Regions from separate parts of the Homo sapiens genome. Here region 1 is linked to region 2. A link is an interaction called in ENCODE POLR2A ChIA-PET data of the cell type or tissue named here. Cell type or tissue: K562. All regions are shown on one strand.

Region 1 (2,500 bases), 390 kb before region 2:
TGTTAATGCTAGTACTGTATAAAGTCATACAATATTCTATGTTATAGGATTTCTGAGCACACCATTAACTGCTTATATACATTGTGAATCCCTAAAAGGAACACATAGCACTTCCAAAATGTAAGCACACCCTTATAGGGCTTTTTCAAGACATCTCAAAAGATGATCCCTAGAATATATATGAGAATGAATTATACTCTTCTTTTTTCTCTAAGTAATTTTACTATATATCTAGCTATATCACCAAGTATTTGTAAACTTAAACCTTTAAAAAGCTTTAGCTGAGTTACAGTTAACCCCCATGCCACAAATTTTACTATTAACTTTCAATAGCAAAAATTGGTTTTGTAACTTTAGCAAAAACCACCTGTCAAGTGTTAGGATCCTGTCAAGTTATTCAGTGGGCTTTATGTAAGGAAATAAAAAAACTATGTGATTGATACCTCATAGAAATTAATGTAGAAAAAAGCTGTATCTCCTGAAAAAATGAGTTACTTCCCTGTTTGCTTTGGTTGCAGGAGGCTTAGCATTTAATTTAATGCTCAACTCTAGTTATCATCTGTGCTAGACCCTTGATACAGTCTCTCCCCCTTTCTCTAAAGGATTTTTTATTTAATATTTTAATTCTCAAGTCATTTAGTATATAGATTTCTGTTATATATTACCTTAAGAACTTATTTTAGAGTAGGTAAAGCTACTCGCCACTCAGCCCAAAGCTGCTTTCTCCAAAATAGTCATGCCCTCTCTAGAAATAGCACGTATGTCAGTGTAAGTCATTGCGCCTTCAGGTGTCAGAAGATCACTGAACATTTAGTCCCAGACTAAGTTCCATACCTTCTTTCCATTCTAGCAGTAAATGTTCACGTGTGGGTACTCTGGATATATATGGACCATGTAGAACAAATTTTTCCTAGCCAATTAAAAGAAAATGTCCATATAGCAAATGTAAAAATGAAGATCACTTTTTCTCTCCTCATGGTTAAACATAGATCATATTGTCTGATAAAAGTTTTACTGGAGCATGAAGAATATGACGACATGCAGTCATTTCTTTGAGAAAAATACACTGTTTGAAAATAGGAAAAGGTGTAACTCCAGATAAAGTAATTTAATTTTTCTATGAAAAGATTTCAAAAAGTCAGCATGCTGTAAATGGGAGAGGAAAAAGGAATAATTACTTTGACCACCAAATCAGAAGCCAGCACTTCCTTTGCCCCTTGGATTTGGGCACCTGCCACTCTATAGTGATCATCTGAGAACTTGGAAGCTTCGCCCGCACCCGATTCCACGACAACATTAAAACCCTGCTTGACCAAGTTCTGAACACCAGCAGGAGACAATGCCACTCGCTTCTCATTTTGGAATATCTCTTTGGGGACTCCAACAGTCAGTTGCTTATATGGAATTCCTAGAAACAAGCAAAGGCAAAAAAAATATATATTTGGTAAAAAAACAAACAAAAAATGTTTAAAAACAGATTTCAGAAAATTGAAAGGAGCAATCTTTTCTTCAAAATATACCACACATGCAAGCTGCTGTTCAGAATGATGTTCCTGATTCATACTTATAATTCTTTGACTTTTGTGGTAGATTATAAGAAACTTTTATGCCTACTCTTCTGAAACTTCTAAATATTTTATTTAATCAATTGGCTTTCTTCAAGGAATATAACAAGCTTAGTTGATTTGTAGGAGAAAAAAAAATGGGTTTAGAGATCCCTCCACATGCTGACTCCATTCTTCAAACTAAGGGCAAGGTTATGGTCTCCTTGCCCTTACTTTTAACAAAATTGGAAGTAATTAGCTATTTTGAAGAACAACTGTATCCTAGACACTTTGATGGCCTGCCACACTCAAAGTTCCCTTCCAGGCAATTTGGCCACACACAATGCCTCATAAATTTCTAAGTGTTGTATCTTAAGACTCTACACACTCAGCCACTTAGACAAGGGATCAGCAACTGTGTCAAGGACAATCATCTACAGGGCAGACAAGGAAAACTAGCAGCTGCACCTTATAAGATGACTTAGACAGGAACTCTGTCCAAGGACGCTCTATGTTGGCCAGTGACTACTCAACCCACTGGGTTCTCTCTCAAGGAGTTTAAATGGGAGACCCACAGAGAGGGACAAGGAGAGTAGATCAGTGCAAATATTATTTGTAAGCACAGCTATGAGGTAATCAAAGGGAGGTCAGCAGTAACAGTGATAGAAACATCAGTAGTAGATATTTAAAGAGAGAAGATGGGTCACAGCCATGAATTCTACAAATAACATTCCACTTATCCAAGGAGTAGATGGGGGGTTTCTGGGCTCTCACACTTGCCAAGAATCCACATAGCAAACCCTCATCACAAAATATAATCTGATGTGATTCTGTTCCTTGCAACCCAAAAAAGCCTATATAGTACAATCTTATATTTAGATATGGTTCAGACCATCTTTAGCTACAGGACATCAGTTTCTCCTGATGTTTTACTTAATATGCAGCATAAACATTTT
Region 2 (2,500 bases):
TTTGCTCTTGTTGCCCAGGCTGGAGTGCAATGGCACAATCTCAGCTCACTGCCACCTCTGCCTCCCGGGTTCAAGCGATTCTCCTGCCTCAGCCTAACAAATCTTAATTGTACAAATGAACTGTACTTCAGGGGTCCAAGCAATGCAGGTAGATTATGGGACACTTCGACTGGGGGTGTTAGGGGTGAGGGGACAGCGCATAGGTTCTTGTATTCAGTGATGAAAATAGGCCGGGTGCGGTGGCTCACGCCTGTAATCCCAGCTCTCAGGGAGGCAAGAGGGGGGAGGATAGCTTGAGCCCAGGAGTTCGAGACCTGCCTGGGCAATATAGCAAGACCCCGTTCTCCAGAAAAAGGAAAAAAAAAACAAAAAGACAAAAAAAAAGTGAAAATAATGTATTCAACCTTTCTACTGTATCTTTCTAATCAATGGATTTTTTTTTAACCCTCAAAAAAGAATCTTTCATGATGCTGCTATTTTTGCACAATAAAACAAACGAGGGACAGTCTTTAATTAGTGTTTTAAAAGGCTCATACATTCACATTAGAAACATCACCTTTGATGCCTTTGATTCCTGAGCCCATTGATCTGCCAAAGCACTGAAATCTCAGGCAGGAATTCATTTATATCAACCTAATTTGAAACAAAAGCAGCTGCTTTCCTGCCCTCTGAATTATCCATCTAGGGGCTCAAAGGTTTCCCACCTATCAGATTTTCTTCTCTGTTCTGGTAACCTCTGGAGTGAAGCTGATTTTTCAAAGGCAGAAAACAGCTCTTTGCCATGGTAATCATTTAACAAAAGGAAAGTAACATTAATAAGAAGAGAGCTGTTGGTTCTTAATAGCTCAAGCTGTATGATAGATATGTACGTACATGGCTGTTACTATGAAAATGTCTAGGTAGTAAGGCAATGTGGAAAATGAGATATCCAAAATTTTATTGAAATTTAGAGGATAATCTCAATGAACTATTCTGGCCCTTAATAATTATGTCAATAACAGTTAGCTCTTATATAACACATTTTATGTGGTAGGCATTATTCTAGATACTGTATGTGTATTAACTATTTAATCCTTACAAGAATTTTAGAAGGTAGGTGCTAATATATCAGGTTTACAGAACAGGGAGCTTTAGTCAGCACAAGGAGATGCTATCAGGTGACTCTCCCCAGCTGGGATTCAAGCCCAGGCAGGGAGGCCCCAGCCTCAGGGTTCTTAAGCACCACTGTGTGCTATATAGTTATTTCCTGAATGTTTTTATAACAACCTAACTTTTTTTTTTTTTTTTTTTTTTGAGATGGAGTCTCGCTCTGTTGCCACGGCTGGAGTGCAGTGGCACGATCTCGGTTCACTGCAACCTCTGCCTCCCAAGTTCAAGCGATTCTCCTGCCTCAGCCTCCGGAGTAGCTGGGATTACAGGCATGCACCACCACGCCAGGCTAATTTTTGTATTTTTAGTAGAGATGGGGTTTCGCCGTGTTGGTCAGGCTGGTCTCAAACTCCTGACCTCGTGATCTGCCCACCTCGGCCTCCGAAAGTTCTGGGATTACAGGCGTGAGCCACTGTGCCCAGCACAATCTAACATTTTTTTAATGTCCAGGATTTAATACTTGGTATAAGGTAAGCTGAACACTTTGATATATGCTGTCTCTAGCCTGCTACAAAGCAGGCTTTCTTTTTTCTTTTTTCTTTTTTTTTTAAGGGACAGGCTCACTCTGTCGCCCAGGTTGGAGTACAGTAGCAAGATCATAGTTCACTGCAGCCTCGAACTCCTGGGCTAAAGTGATCCTTCAGTCTCAGCCTCCCAAGTAGCTGGGACTAAAGGCATTCACCACCATGCTCGGCTAGTTTTTTTTCTTCATTTTTTGTATAGATGGGGTCCCTCTGTGTTGCCCAGTATTGACTTTGACTCTTGGGCTTAAGCAATCCTCCCACTGCGGCCTCCCAAAGTGCTAAGATTACAGGTGTGAGCCACCACACCTGGCCCAAAGTAGGCTTTTGATAAATGTTTCAGGGGTGAATGAATGAGTAAATAAATGTGGAATACCACAGGTTTTCTCTCAGTTGCCTTAGTCTATCACTAATAGTTTTCTTCTCTCTCTTCTCACTGCCCACCCAGCAACCCACCAATTTGATTATTATAAATTCATCCTGTCTTTCCTCTGCTCTGTCCTAAACCATAAGATCGTATTTCTCACCCTTCAGTGATTGGACATCCTGCTCAGAATTCACAAAGGGAGCTGACAATCCCCTGGGGAATGTGGGACATAAGGCAAGGCCAGAACTTTTTCACAAACAAAATAGATGGCCTCAGGACCTCAGAAGCAGCACCAGTATAGAGCCATAATAGACACTGAGTGAGCCAGAGGTAGTGTCTGTCCACTTGGAAAGCAAAGGGACTGAAACTCTCATGCCTCCTCCTCCAAGATCTGCACTAACCACAGAATGCTTCATCCGTTTATTCAACATTTACTGAGCATCTACTACATGCTAAGCACTGT

The links. Peaks named below come from ENCODE experiments on the same cell type or tissue, not always from the same donor. Only the 100,000 strongest peaks of a DNase experiment are listed, where the experiment ranks them.
Region 1: POLR2A ChIA-PET joins it to region 2 with 6 read pairs; 2 of 35 experiments call an interaction of 5 or more read pairs at or near these places.

The regions. Positions count from the first base shown.
Region 1 is chr5:43,611,816-43,614,315 of GRCh38, reverse strand. It overlaps NNT (nicotinamide nucleotide transhydrogenase), which reads right to left. Exons shown (of 22, transcript NM_182977.3): 3 at 1,179-1,408. Among named protein-coding and RNA genes, the nearest start is that of NNT-AS1, 9.8 kb to the right of the region's middle. In K562, no CTCF peak of the experiment used is centred here; no DNase peak of the experiment used is centred here.
Region 2 is chr5:43,221,932-43,224,431 of GRCh38, reverse strand. All of the region lies in intron 1 of NIM1K (NIM1 serine/threonine protein kinase), which reads right to left. Among named protein-coding and RNA genes, the nearest start is that of NIM1K, 31 kb to the right of the region's middle. In K562, no CTCF peak of the experiment used is centred here; a DNase peak (open chromatin) is centred at 1,157.